Linked DNA regions of Homo sapiens: regions 1 and 2 are each linked to region 3. The links are chromatin loops, found by intact Hi-C in ENCODE. Cell type or tissue: endothelial cell of umbilical vein. All regions are shown on one strand. Region 1 overlaps GPATCH2 (G-patch domain containing 2). Region 2 overlaps LOC124904512 (a long non-coding RNA gene). Region 3 holds the start of LOC105372923 (a long non-coding RNA gene).

Region 1 (5,000 bases), 740 kb before region 3:
ACTGGTAGACACTGTTCTAGAATATACTCCCAAAATGACTGTGAAAAGATAGAGTTTCAACCTGAGCATCTGTAATAAACAGCATATCTGAGGAAACTGTTAAAACATTAGCTATTCTTAGAGTCCTGGGACAACTCTATTCTCCACTGGAGCTGGGCACTGGGTTCGGTGTCTTCCTTCATGGTTCTCAGCGATCAGTAGCATATGCAAGGGAGAGCTTGGTAGGTTTCAAAGGCCTTGGTGGGCATGGCTGATGTTTCCTGAGTGACTTGCAGTCAGCTCTAGTGAGAAATTAGTCACTGAGTGGCAGGTAGTTAAATTCTGTACTTTTACTGTTTATAGGTTCTAGTCAAATGTAATTTTTAAAACCTAGTATCATTTGGAGCCACAGCAGAAGTTTATTATTAAGGGTGTGCCCACGGTGGGGGCAGCTATGAAATTAAGAAGACTGTTTATTATGACTATCTTCATTGGGATTTTTTATTTTTATTTTTATTTATTTTTTTTGTTTTGAGACAGGGTCTCTCTCTGTTGCCCAGGCTGGAGTGCAGTGGCATGATCTCGGCTCATTGCAACCTCTACCTCCCGGGGTCAAGCGATTCTTGTGCCTCAGTCTCCCAAGTAGCTGGGATTACAGGCATGTACCACCACCCCTGGCTAATTTTCTATTTTTATTAGTAGAGAAGAGATTTCACCATGTTGTTCAGGCTGGTCTCGAACTCCTGACCTCAAGTAATCTGCCTGCTTCTACCTCCCCAAGTATTAGGATTACAGGCATAAGCCACAGTGGCCAGCCTTCATTGGGATCTTTAGGGAAGTAAAAATACATAAACATTTTTCTCCAACCCTCTCTCCCCAGAAAGCCGAAATTGGGATACATTGTCGTCATGGGTGGTGCACTGCAATTTGGTAGTTTTCCTCTCTTTCTAAATGGTACATAAAATTGAGGTGCATCTTAAAATCAATGGCATCTTAGATTCAATGAAATATGGTATAGGCTGCTTCAATATTTCTTTTTTTTTTTTTTTTTTTGAGACGGAGTTTTGCTCTTGTTGCCCAGCCTGGAGTGCAATGGCGCAATCTTGGCTCACTGCAACCTCTGCCTCCTGGGTTCAAGCAATTCTCCTGCCTCAGCCTCCCAAGTAGCTGGGATTACAGGCATGCGCCACCACACCCAGCTAATTTTTGTATTTTTAGTATAGACAGCGTTTCTCCATGTTGGTCAGGCTGGTGTCTAACTCCTGACCTCAGGTGATCCACCCACCTCGGCCTCCCAAAGTGCTGGGATTACAGGCATGAGCCACCGTGCCCAGCCTGATATTTCAGTCTGGATGCTTCCTATCAAGTTTATATGTCAGAATTAGTCCTCACCAAATATCCACATGCTCCCCTACTATCTACAGCTTCTCTGCAATTCAGCTGGGCCCGTGTGGGCAATTCTGACCAACAGGTCATGAACAGAAGTGACCTCATGTCTCTCACCACTCCCTGACCTCCCACCCCAGCCCAAAGCAGTTAAGTGCTAATGTACCTCTTCTATCCCCTTTTCCCTGCCACAGCAAAATTGGGAGCAAATAGGTACTAAATACTCTTTTGTTTCACAGGCTTGCAGTAATATATACCCACCTGATAAGTGGACCATGAAGACTCTTTCTGCTTGATTCCTACTAAGCAGAGACTCATTACTTTCCACACCTGACATTTTAAGTAGTAGCCCTGGGGTGCCGCTCCCCCTTGTTCCTGTGCATCTCTGAGCTTTTCATGATCAGCTAAACTTCCACATTCTTTTACTATAACTGGCTTGGGAATGGGGGAGAAATAATCTTCCAAAGAGGAACACAAGGAAAAGCATTTGATTTCTACTCTCCAAATATTTGGTGAGATTTGGGAAGCAACCAGGAATGTGAGCTTCAAAAAATTGGGCGATTCCTCCAAGGTGGAAGTCTTTTGGCACACTGAATCTTTTGGTCCACCGGCTTCTTGAGAAGCCTTTAAGGCCAACCGATCCCCAGAACAAGATCTCTCTTGGGCTTCACTGCGAGTTATTCTTTGGAAAATGCACTTCTGAATTCACTTTTTGTATTGTCTCAGGAAAATCCTGTTTGTGAAAATGCCTCATGGTATCTCCCTGAATCTGAAGAAGTAAAGAGAAAGACTGTTTGCTTTGATGTAATCAGATTCTCTGGAATTTAATCCTATATCCTATTTATGGCTGAGCTAGCCATTCAAAATTAAAATGAACCTTTCATCCATGTGTATCATAAATGGGCATTTATCAGGATTATATGATTTTGCAATCCATCTGAATACGTAACCAGAATTTGTTTTCTTTCCATTTCACTATGTAATTACCATGCAACAATAACAAAAGTGACATGTTTGAAGAACAGATAAAATGCTGTAAATTGGCCAGTAATGGTGATATTTCCTCATCTTCTCAAAAACCCATTTATTCTCTCTCTCAACAAATCAAGGCATTGTCAGCCCATACTCATCTTGTGGCCAGAGGGGCTCCACCAATTTCTGGATGTAAGTGAGTCCTGGAATGCAGATGAGGCCGACTAACGAAAGCTTTCAGTGCAGGCAGCTGGTCTTTGCTTGCCTCAATTTTTAAATCATCCATAATGGGGCCAAGACCTCCCAAGCACTAAAAAGAGCGAGCTGACATGCTGGATAAACTGTTAATTTTTTCCTGAAGAAGCTGCTATATTGCACATCTGTCACTGCAGTGCAGACAATTACTCACTGAGTCAGGGAAAAAAATCTGCCGCTTGTTTCTAGCTGAGTTGTTAAGGGACTTAATGGAGAAATACAATGGCGTGGGAGTCAAAACATGCTGCTTTCCCATGTGCTTGGCAATTGTTCCCTCCTTTTGGAAGACTGTCTTGTAATATTAAAACATGTGAAGTAGACTAAGATGTGTGTTTAGAAAAACAGCAAAGGAATTAGAAGAGGTACAATAAAAGGACAGGCATATAAAGATGTGGGACGATCAAGAATCTAGCCTTACAGATTACAGGCCACTGTACTTATTGCTGAGAACGTAACAACGCTGTGGCCAGTGTATTAGAAATATTGTGATTTTTCACATTATAAATTTCAAACTTTTAATATATATTCCCCAAGTGCTTCACAACCATCTAAAAATTATTTTATGAATTTCATGCCTCGTATATGCAATGTGGATCATCTATACTGTTTCCATAATGAATTACAGCCATCAATGAGACACTTTAGAATCCCAGATTTGTCAGTCATCTAACAGAACTTTAGTTGTTTTTTTCTTCGCTAAATCATTTGCATGTCATACATATGAAATCCTGGCATTTGAAGAAATTAACTTCAATAAGTGATGGAAGAATTTGTTTGGATTTGAAAAGCATATATTGAGTTAGTATACTATTTCTCAGTCTTTCTATTTTTATTGAAGAATATTGATTTTAGAAAGAAAGAAACTTTTTTTTTAGAAATAGGAAGATGCAAACAGACAGAAGATAGTTTTGGCTGTTTTATTTGGGATACTATTGTAATATACTTTTATCTCTAGTCTTACAGCTGGAAAATCAAGCATTATACACACTCCTAAAATACTAGCAATTTATCTTGAAAGTTCAAACTAAAAGAAAAAAAAAAAGAAACACAAAAAATAGCCCTCAATTTTAACCTTACTTCAGCCTTGAAAAATTAAGAAACAAACACAGGACATTCTGATATTGCAACAGGAGGGAAGTATGTGGATCTGAGAATGATTTAAACTGTCTGACAATTCAAAGACAGGAGACAACTCTAATGTACAGATAAAACTAAAAGTGGCAATAGTAGATCATACTCCTGGCAGTTAATGGCACTGACTCGCTGGAGACAAATCTGGATCTACTTAAAGTGTCAGGTGTGTAAAGTAATGAGTCTTTGCTTAGTAGGAACCCAGCAGAAGGAGCCTTTATGGTCCGCTTGCCAGTTGAGTATATGTTACTACAAGCCTGTTAAATAAATGAGTATTTAATACCTATTGCATGAAAAAAAAAAACCCTACTTATTTTGACAACTTTACTCAGTTTTTTGGGAGAAAAGATAAGTTTAATCAACATAGTGAAATGCCTCTTACAGCAAACAAAACTCAACACTTCAATGCATATTACAAAACACTTAAAATGTCCAAGCAGCTTTATGAGAGGCACAACTTTCCAAAAGGAAATGGAGTGATTGTAACAGATTTGAACTCTGATACTTTAAGTGGTCAGAGAGAGCGTGTGTACCTTGTTACATTAGAATCACAGAATCCTTGAGGGGAAAGAGACCTTAAGCAAGTTAGTCTAATCAAGCTTCACAGAAACAATAAAAACAGGAAAATGTGGTAGAGCAGCTCACAATCGGCTATGAATACATTTGTGAATCAAATACATTTACCAATATTTTTCTCTAATTTTTTTGAGATATTGAAATTTTTCGCTGAACTTAACTGCACTATTAAATGATAATTGTCAATGGGTACTCATTTAAACCAATTTTTAAAGTACTTTCAACTTTTAAAAAATAACTCTAAGGTAAAAGGGAAACATTTAAAGCACAAAGACAATGACTACTTATAAATAATGTTCTTAAACATTATGTTTTATTCTTTGATTCTTTGTTGTACTATTAACATGACTTTCTACCAAAAGAAAAAATAAAAAAAAATATTCTTTGCTAACAATTTCTTTACAATGCCAACTTAGATCACTTTTCTTTTTGAAAGACAAAATACAGGTGAAAACAGTTTTAAAAAGCATGTCAACAGTGATTTTTTCTCTTTTCGGAAATATCTGCTCAAAATAAAGTGTACTGAATAGAAGCAATTGTCAGTTCAATTTACAAGAATGCCAATTCTCAATATTAAAATAAACATTAATAAAATGCAGTATTTTGTAATTATGTCTGTATACTGCACACAGGCATTATAAATACACCTATAGGTACACATTATGTATATCTTTACCCCTACTGTGTTAACTTCTGTTTGA
Region 2 (5,000 bases), 1.4 Mb before region 3:
TTATTCTTCTGCCTCACTCTATGGCAATACCATATGATGGGAATAATGTCAGTGTTCATATACCTCTTTGTCTCACGTGCTAGGTCCTCACAATATCATTCATATGGCTCTGTTCCTCTGCACAGGTCCTTTATAGCATCACAAGGATATAATGATAGATTGGGTGAAATCCCTCTCCCCTACCCCTATGCCCAGCAACACAGCTTCTCTCTGATTTCTCTGGATATCCCAGACACAGGAAGGTAGAGCAACTGGGTATATGGCCCACAATGATTGCATTTCCTTCCAAAATAGTTATGATGATTTTTATCAAATAATCCATAAACACTTAATACCAAAATACTTACTGGTATAATTCTGGTTCTGCTGTGAGCAATTTGTGGACTTTGAGCGAAACGTTCAATCATTTTAGGCCTCAGCCTACCAACTTTACTGTGAGAAAAAAGGACTAATTTATACAAAGTCTATTCAAACCTTAAAATATTATTAATCTATGAAAACAGTATGTGGCATAATTCAAAAAACAACAGTGCTCAGGAGGCTAAGATATAATTAATAAAATCCAGTAGGTTTCCTCCCTCATTTTGCCTATAATGTTGCTTATTCTATCAACTCCATTTTGCTTTAGTTTCTTGCAAATGAACTAGAAAGGTGATTGTATAAAGGTTAATTCTATGATGTCAGTAACATGAACTTTAATAAAAGATACTATTGAAATAGAGTTATTACTCTTAAAATGTAGGGCATTCAGATAGGACTATATTGGGATGTAATTATTGATTTACAAATAAAGTTTAGAAAATAAGAAGCTTTGGAAGCAGAGGGTAAAGCTGGAATCCCTCATAAGCAGTGGACTCTCAATTCACTTGTCAATGTATAGCCTAGATCCACACTTGCTCAGAACAGGTTACAAGTATCACACTAGTTAATCCATGCTACCCAGACGGAATGGAAATGGACATTTTGTGGCACCAGAATGCCTAGCTACTCTAATCTGTCTGGGACCCCATTTTTTTAATGCAGTAGTAGCAGAATAAGAAAAACATACAAGAAAGTCAAATGTTTTCCCAACTGCAGAAGCAAACACTTTGCCAGAAATTCCAAATAATTTAAAATGTGGCCTTGCTTTCTCTCCCTCTCTCTCTCTCCCTTTTACTATCAGTACCAAGCCAAGAGTCTAAATATTAATAGAACTATTTATACAGGCTGTTGTCCACCTTAATGCAGATTTTTCAAATTTCTTCTGCAACTTGCTGTATCTGAACACACAGAAACCTCTTATTTCTCTTGTGTTTGCTCAAGTTACACAAGTAAGTTCATGAACATTTTGCCAATACACAAATTCTGATTTTTTTGTGGGGAATATAAGTCATCCCTGTGTTTATAAAGTGACAGAATCTGGAAGGATGTTGTCAGGCCAGCCAACTTTTTCAAACTCACTTAAATCAAGTGCTGTTATTGAGGCAGACGACGCACAGAAAGCAAGTTCACATCTGAGTGCAGTGGTTGTCTCCATCTAGAAATAATCTCAAAACATGGTATGTGAGTGTGGTCTCCTTGGGGGCACCACATACCCTTATAGACAGGCACAGAGCTGGGGAGGGGCCCATCCATTTGAGTCTATGCTTATGGGGTGGCAATCTTCAGTTGCCTACGGTCGACGTAGAAAGACAACACCTGCTTAAATCAAATCTCTCATCCATCCCTTTTAATTTGTCATGGCTCCATGCTCTTTATTCCAGTCCATTCTCTTTCTAGCACTATAAGGAGCAGGGAGAGCAGGCAAGAGACCCAGCAGCAGCCTGTTTGCTGGGAACTTGCACAGTTAAGGTGTCTAAATATTTTTTTTTTTGCACTGTTATGCCATCACTTAAGGATCAATTAACTGGTCTCTGTGGCAAACTGCTGTTCAGTGACTGGTGCCATCCAGTGCGCTGGGCAAACTGACACCAATGACCAATGCTCCCCATGGTTTGTCGTGTCTCTCAGGTTCCCTAAGACCATACCGACGGCACCTGTTAAAGCTGCTTCTGCTAAGCTGTTCTGCATTTGTCTGGCTGGATTTGGACTTCCTGGATCTCTGACTGAATACAAAGTGATTAGAGAGCCCAGTGTTTGGCAACAAGCGCGATAGGGAATACGCTGTGTGTGGGTCCACAGGAGCACAATGTTCTTCATAACCCCATGCAGGGAGCGCCCTGCTAGATTCCCTGTGCTGTGGAGATCAAAATGGTCTCTTTTGTCGTCAGCTGTTTAACAGCAGCTGTTTAATGTAATTCCAAATGATTTGCTTGAATGAAGTTGTCATTCCTGCAGTAATCTTTAATTTGGTAAAACACATAGCTGAGCAATGCTATTTTTAATATTATTTTAGCTTTAAAAAAGTTTCCAGTCCCCATATTTTCCATGATGATGACAGATCGAAATCATTACTGGGAAGTATAATTACGCAAAGGAGAAAACTAGATATTAATATCAGCATTTTTCTACCTAAGTTAGTCAAATGCTAATTGGCAAATAGAGGTTTATCAAAACAAACAAAAAATAAGTATAATGAAGTTAACAGAAGAATTTTTGCATCATAAACTTTATCCCCATCTATCACTAAATGTAAATTGCACCTTTTTTCTGAGGAATATGTCTTATGTTAATAAACTCAAATAGCTAGTCTAGGAAAAACATTTTAAAGATTTCATGTTTTAAGCATTTGGACAATAGTGCTCAAACATTACAAAGAGGACCACAAATGAATCAACCAACCTTCCTTCCTTCCTTTCTTCGTTCCTCCCTCCCTTCCTTCAGCTTTATTGATTATCATCCATTGCAGTTTGTAGAGAAGTCTGTTTACAAGGCAAAAAATGCCTGGCCTGTGTTCTCAGGCAATTCTGCAGTTCTCCTGTGAACAATAGAGGGCACTGATGCTTCTAATCTGGCAGACATCGCCTCGGAGAGAACAAAATCACTCTTCTACTTGTGGCTTGCCTTCCAGCTAGCCAACCTCTCAGTACCACATTCCATTTGTGATAGACTTTCTCTCTCCTAAGAAAGCTACCTCTTTTCTTTCTCTATTAGTTGATATTCTATGTCCAGTTTTCAAAGCTCTGCATTAAAAAGCTGTTCTTCAGTTAATAGTTTGTGGTCTTTTAAAAAAATATCTCCTGGCTTTTCTGATTATGAATGGCTGTTCTTAAAGCATATCTTCTTACCTTACTGATCTTCTTTCTAACCCTATTTAAATACAATTCATTCAGAGATGATGCTACTTGCTAGGATCTTGGCTTAAAAATGAAAACTCTATAGGCTAGGACCCTTTATAAATATATGTCCTGACAACCTACTGTCCAGTGGCATGTATTTATCAAATGTCACAAATTAATACATTGATAGGCACCAGGCCACCACCCGAAGAAGAACATACTGTGATACAGTTCTTCACTAAAGAGAGTTATTTACCTTTTTTTAAAAAAAAACTCAAAGCCATAACAATTTAAACTGTTTCACTTGAATCAAATGAGATGCATCATCCATTTCCCTGATGTGCTTTCAGTAAAGAAGAAAAGGCTTCATAAGAAATACCTTAGGAGAGTGCTCTGTGTTTAACCATTTTCTCACCATAAAAGTTAAAATCACCTAATCAGAAAACACCCTATCATTTTATACTGAATGGTTCATAAGAACATAAAATTCCATTTAGCACTGCTACCCGCTCTCATCATCTACCCTTTTAAAATGCTTACCCATCTTTCTCATTGCTATTCAAAGAAACAGATTTATTTCTCACCCTGGAGTTGGGAATTTTGGCATGCCAGATTGAAAATGTACCCAACACCAAGTAGTGGATGGGTTATTCTTAGTCTCCTTACACGCTTAAGAGAAAATGGGGCAGTGTATGTCTCTAAATCAAGTGAAGTTCTTTGGAAACTATGACTTCAGCTATAGCTAGATTAGTGAGGCTGTTGTCATATTAGAGAAAGAACTGGGATCATGAACAATAGAAATGCTAGTCACAGCAAAAGAGATGAAGGGACAAAATCTTAGGGACTGTGAGAAGAGGTTGCAGAATTATTACCATATTCATCATACTTCTGATTTATTTTAACTTTGGTTATGGAAATTAGAGAAATTCCTCCAGTGCCTTTTTGATGTCTCTGAGCAACCACTGACATTTGGTGGGGGGTATTTTGCCTCAGCCCAGCTGTGCAAACCCCTTTCATCATTTCTCTCCTGTCCCTTTCATCTGCCCTTTCACTGCCTGCCCCTCCACTCCCTTTATTCTTTTCCCTTTTTTTCCTCCCTGCTTAGGCATCAGGGCCTGGGAGCCACCAGTAGACCCAAAAGACACAAGATGGCTAGAATAGTTCCTGTTTCTTCCCTGATAAAGTCAAGGGAAAAGGCCTCCCTAGATAACCTGTCCCTTCGCTTCTTTCCTCAAGGTTTACAAAATAAAAATCAGAATCATTGGTGATAACCTTTCTTGTGTTTTAGACTGTTTATCGTATTAGATGGAAGAATATTCAGCTGATATATATATTTTTTTCTTTTTGGAAGAAGCTATTTCCATGCTGTGGCTGAGCTCTCTGGCAGCCAACAGCGCCTTTGATTAGAAGGCTACTTCATAAATTACAAACCACCAGAGTGAGAGTCATTATGTAGAATGGGCTCTGCCATCTGGTCGTCCACTCTCTACACGATAAAGGCCATCATCCTTGCTCTGTGGCTTGGTTACTTCAAGGCGTCCTTAGCCACAGCACTGAAAGAAAATAGATGTTTTCATTCTAAGCTCACTTGGCCTTTTAAACCTAGAATATTCAAGCACTTGGAAGGGCTATTATTCCCATTTAACAGATTGGGAAACTGAGATGTAAAAGAGTTAAGTATTTTTGTAAAAAATCCAGTAAAAAAAATGTACAATTTTTCCTTTGCTTCAATAGCAAGAGAGCAGATTCCGCTTTTCTCTGCTTTCTAGCTGTATAAGAAATTTCAGATACATTTCATTTCCA
Region 3 (5,000 bases):
TCCTATCATTTTAAACAATCTATCAGGCTGTATGTAAAAACCACAAGGAAAAATATTAAAGCATTGCAGTGGGTGCATGAACATCTGTGGATATCATTGAAAGCCACTTAATAATCCCAATGAAAGAAGTTTTACATCTTAAAATCTGAGACCTCCTTATGCAAATCATTTTGCCTTTAGCCATTTCAAAAAGAAATGAAGGACCTAGAGGATTTTACAGTTTTACATAACACTGGTGAGATGGTTGCCAACTTTGATCTTACATTAATTAGTTAAGATCTTGACTGATCATAGCAACAGCTAACTCAAAAATCTGGTCCTCAGCTAAAATGAAAAATAGCCACAATCTAACACGATAAATATTTCTGCTTTATTTTGTATTGTATTCTGTATGTTTAGTGTATTATTGAATGACAATAACAAAACAAAATTTGTCGTGTAGTAAAGTGCTTTGCAATGATGTAAGTGCATTTTTTAGCCTTGTTATATAGAAATCAATCTCAATATGGGTATAAACCAAAAATGTTTTGGTTTTCTTCTGTTTAAAGACTAAGATTTAAGGAAATAACTCTACATACTTAATGTAATTATGGGAAATTAGGTTGTGGGTGTACTTCTGTAACATATCAACTCTAAATGAAATGAAATCTATTGCGTTACCATTGGCTGTTTTGTTTTTCCCAGAATGAAGTTGTCTCTAAGATAAAGCTTAAAGATATAGTTAACTTTTAGAAAATATGACCTTTCTATTATATATGAGAAACTAAAATTTAAAACTCACTAAACAGCCAATCCCTGCAAAGCATTTCCTTTTCCCTACAGGTAGTATGAAATGGAGCCCAAATGACAGGACCCCATCTGAGCCTCCCCAGCTCCCCTGGTCTGCACAAACCCACTCTATCAATCATGGCAGGATAATGCATAGAGGCTGCACCTGTGACAGGAAATGATTGAGTGCTGAACACAGGGCCTGCTTCGCCTGTCGCTTTGTGCATTTGTATTTCTCCAGGGCCGGTCTGAGAATTTTCAGAACTTGGGGGCAGGAGATGAGGGATTCCTATTGTATTTTGAAAAAGAAGGAATAATGCATTTTAATTATCAAGACATAACACAAAAGAGAAATTAGGCAGTAAAATGCCCTGGTCCACTCAGGTGTGTGAGAGCATCCGGGTAGCACAGGATGCAATATTATTAAGCTGTAATTTAGTTTAGATAAGCAGAGGATGCTGAGCATGGCTATTCTTTTGGAGATGCCTGATTCTCTAGTCGCAAAACAGACATTTGTTCCTTTATGATCACACACACACAAAGAACAAAAGGTCCAGGCTCACCTATTGTCCACAAAGACTGTAGAACCTACCTAACTTATTTGAGGACAGCAGCGAAAAAAAATACTTTTTAATTTTCTAAGTTCTTCCTGATGTTTTTTGGAAACCTCTGTTTTACTATGACGATCTAGTTATTTACATGGTTTGAGGTAGTGCCATAATCTGTTTTTAAGACATTGTAACTGTAGTGTAGTTTTAAATAATTTTCTGCTGATTCAGCCACTTACCGAAAATATATGTGGTGAAACCATGAAGTTTCTATTTTACAGTAGTCAATATTTTATTCGAGTTAATCCTTCTGCGTAGGATATATTTTTCCATTACACCAGTAAAAATATTGATAACATATTTTATTGTGCACTTTGTTCACATAATTCGAGTCTGCGTTTCTAAAATGACTAATTACTTTTATTTAAAAAATAACATTATCTATTAAAGAATGGTGACAGTAGGGACTAAACAAAAAGTAAAAACTCCAAAACTCTCCCCACCTAGGGTGTGGGGTCGGGGGAGGGAACGGTAACAATAAAAACAACATCTGAATATGTAAACTCAGTTTCTCGGGTTAGAATTTGCATTTTTGTCAGAACCAGAATTCACTGTACAGGACATCATCACATGCTCAGACTTCTAAAACATTTCGTGGAAGAGAGTAGACTGTTTACCGGATGCCCTTCTATTTTTGCCGTGCAGGATTAGTACCTTCTACTTCCTTAAATGTAGGCAAATAAAATTACGGAGAAATAAAATGACTGCAGCCTTTGAGCGCTGGTTTGTCCTAGGACAATCGGATTTCACCGGGTAACGTATATGCAAACAGACACGTCCCGTTTATTTCATTGTTTGCACTGCGGAGACTCTCCGCCGCTCTCCACGCCTTTGTTGACCTACCGCCAGCAAAGTTGTGTGGTTATAAATAGATAGAGGCAGCTGATTAAGAAGCGGGGGGAGTGACTTTCTCTGGGCTCTTACGGATCAATCACCGCTAAGGGGATGCAGGTTGAGGGGAAGGAAGAAAGTAAATCGCGGGGCAGTTTGACTAAGTGAAACCCAATTCCTTCGCCCCAAAGCTGTGGTGGCCAGACGTGCGCGACCCTCTAGACCCAAAACAGTTTTAGTCAGCAACGGGTCATCAGCAGGACCGAGAAGACTGGGTGGGAGGTCTGGCCGGTCCGAAATAGGGAAGAGGTGCGGGCTCATCACCGAGGCGGTAGGGCTCGGCTTATGGTCTAGAGCCTTGAGGCGCTCCCGCGTGAGCCCCGCTGCTTCCAGTCCGCCCTCGCCTGGCCCGGCGCGGGTCGCTCCCTCCTCCCCGTCCTGTTCCGCACTTTACCCAGCAGGGGTCCCAGGTCGAGCAGGGCCAACCCTGCTCGCGCAGCGCCGGACCCCTCCCCGCTGCCCGGGGTGCGGCGGCTTCCCTCCGCCCAAACGGGGGGTGTCTCCTCCATCACCCCTGCCGCGGCTTCCCAGTCGGAGTCGCGCTGCGGGGCGAGGGAGGCTCGCTCCTCCGCGGCCGGGGCCTGGGGGTGCCAGTGCGCCCCCGAGTGAGCGGGTAGGGAAGCCGAAGAGCCGCCGACCCGCTGCGCGCCCTCCAGTCCCGGGCGGCGCCGGGACCCAGAGCGGCCCCAGCCCGCGCCCCAGCGGGGACGCGAACGGCGTCTCGGGACGGCACCTCGCCGGGGCCTTGCCCTGTCCCGCCGCGTCGCGGCCTCTCCGCACCCCACGTCCCGGGAGCCGACCGGGAGACTCTCACGGCGGAGTTCCACAGACCTCGTTAGGTTAAAGGAACCTCGCCTTGCCCCCCACTAATCGGCTAGAGAGGGAGGCCGGCGAAACAAAAGCCGTAGAGGAAAATTAAGCGACTTCCCCCTCGGCGGGGAACTTGGAGGTGGGGGAGCGGGGAGCGGCGCGGGGCGCAAGGAGAAGGAAGTGCTGAGCTGGGTTGCCGACGAACCCCGGGCAGGGGGAGGTGGGGGGCTGCGGCAGAAGAAAGACAAACATCTGGGGATCGGACCATATGCCGGAGCTTTGTCTTGTCCTTCAAAGTTCGGCTGCCCTTGAAGTGATTTGTCAGGCGGCCCACGGGTGACAGGGAGGATGTGCAGCGGGGAGCGGGGGCGGGACATGCCGGGGGGAGCGGAGAGGGCTAGAAGAGAGGGGAGGAAGGGGGGACGCCAACAAGAGGGGGAGCAAAGTGACCCCGCCGCCCGAGGAACGGTAGAAACCGGGATCGCGGAGGTGCGAGCCCGAGCCCGGGAGCGGAGCGCTTCCCGGGGAGACGCCAAGACGGCGAGAAAGGAGGAGCGGGAACGCAGAGGTTAAGCGGAGGGAAGGCCGAGGAGAAACAGCCAGAGGACGGGAAGGAGGAAATAGACGGGGAGAAGAAACTGAAGATTAGTCGTTGAGGTGTATTAAGAAAGAGGACATGTCGCCTATTTTAGGAAAAGTGGCTTTGAGCTCCCCCCGCACCCCCACCATTTTTTCTTTCTCTTTTGCCCGCCAACCGCTGAACTGATTAGACTGTAATTAAGGCCATAAAGCCCTCAGATTATACACCTGTTTATTCACTGAAGTCGGGGTCTCATCAAGCAAATTAGCTGCTTGCAGGCTACACATTGGGCCTCGAGCTTGCCTGATTAATGAAGTTTATTGGGAGCTGTTAAAAGCATTAACTGGAGAAAATCTCAGCAATTCGTCATATTTAAGGGATGAAAATTAAATCTTGCTATGCAAATGAGAAAAAAATTTTAAACCATCTTTGGGGGGTTACTGTCTGCATATTATTTTGCTTTAAAATTCTGTTCAGGAAATAGGAATTAACATGAAATATTATTTGCCCTTAAAGTTATCAAAAATATTGAATCGCACCTTATGTGGCATTGTGGGGAGAGAAAAAGAAAACATAAGGAAATTCCCATATAGTCCGTTTCCCAGTGCAAAGAATTTTCTAAGACACCTAATCACAAAGCCAACTTTCACGAGAAACCCAGTTTTTAAAATTAATGTATCCAGTTACAGAATGAGATTTGGGAGTAGTCCTTCAAGGGGTTTAATGTTTGATGGTGGGTGGGGGGGACGATGAAATCAGCAGAGAGAGGAGGGGAGTTCATGTAAGTGCCCTGGATAAGGAGCACGTGTGAGAATGGCAGAAAAGCAGTAGAGTGGCAAGAAAAAGTATCCAAAATGAATCAATACTCTCATAAACTGGCTGTAGAAAATGTTTCTGTACAGTGTTTTTTACTGTAACCACTATGGTTCTTTGGACAGGTCGGGGAAGGTGTGATTATGAAAATAAACAAGGGAAGTGAGGGAAATATAACCAAGTGGAAAAAGGAAATGGAGTGCAAATTGAGAACATAATCCAGAATTCGTAAAGTATGTATTTACTTTAGGTGCTGCTTGGTAATATTGCCACACAAATGTTTATTAATGGTTGCAATTATATAAGTGACGGGAGAGTGATTTCAGTACATTCATTATGCTTGAAAAAGGGGGGAATCTCTTTTCTACAAGAGTAACAAGAGTACATATATAAATGCCTTCTGTTTCAACAAAATATTGAAAATAAAAACGTAGTGAATAAATTATTTTAGTTAACGAAAAGCTTATTGTAATGCCAGTCTTTCCAGATTTATTTTTAAGTCTTTTCTATTATTTTTTCTAAGGACATTT

The links. Hi-C counts contacts between places; a loop is a spot of excess contacts. Peaks named below come from ENCODE experiments on the same cell type or tissue, not always from the same donor. Only the 100,000 strongest peaks of a DNase experiment are listed, where the experiment ranks them.
Region 1: it touches region 3 in a loop (2.9-fold over the local background); 3 of 110 quality-filtered maps call a loop at or near these places.
Region 2: a loop joins it to region 3, with 3 times the contacts of the local background. A loop is called at or near these places in 7 of 110 quality-filtered maps.

What each region holds. Positions count from the first base shown.
Region 1 is chr1:217,422,937-217,427,936 of GRCh38, forward strand. It overlaps GPATCH2 (G-patch domain containing 2), which reads right to left. Exons shown (of 10, transcript NM_018040.5): 10 at 4,056-5,000. Among named protein-coding and RNA genes, the nearest start is that of GPATCH2, 210 kb to the right of the region's middle. In endothelial cell of umbilical vein, no CTCF peak of the experiment used is centred here; no DNase peak of the experiment used is centred here.
Region 2 is chr1:216,747,307-216,752,306 of GRCh38, forward strand. All of the region lies in intron 1 of LOC124904512 (a long non-coding RNA gene), which reads right to left. It also overlaps a transcript of ESRRG not described here. Among named protein-coding and RNA genes, the nearest start is that of ESRRG, 26 kb to the left of the region's middle. In endothelial cell of umbilical vein, a CTCF peak has its summit at 2,916 (motif pointing right); no DNase peak of the experiment used is centred here.
Region 3 is chr1:218,162,027-218,167,026 of GRCh38, forward strand. LOC105372923 (a long non-coding RNA gene) reads left to right here and starts at 3,031. Exons shown (of 3, transcript XR_001738467.2): 1 at 3,031-3,216; 2 at 4,596-4,703. In endothelial cell of umbilical vein, no CTCF peak of the experiment used is centred here; no DNase peak of the experiment used is centred here; H3K4me3 peaks cover 1,690 bases; H3K27me3 peaks cover 2,975 bases.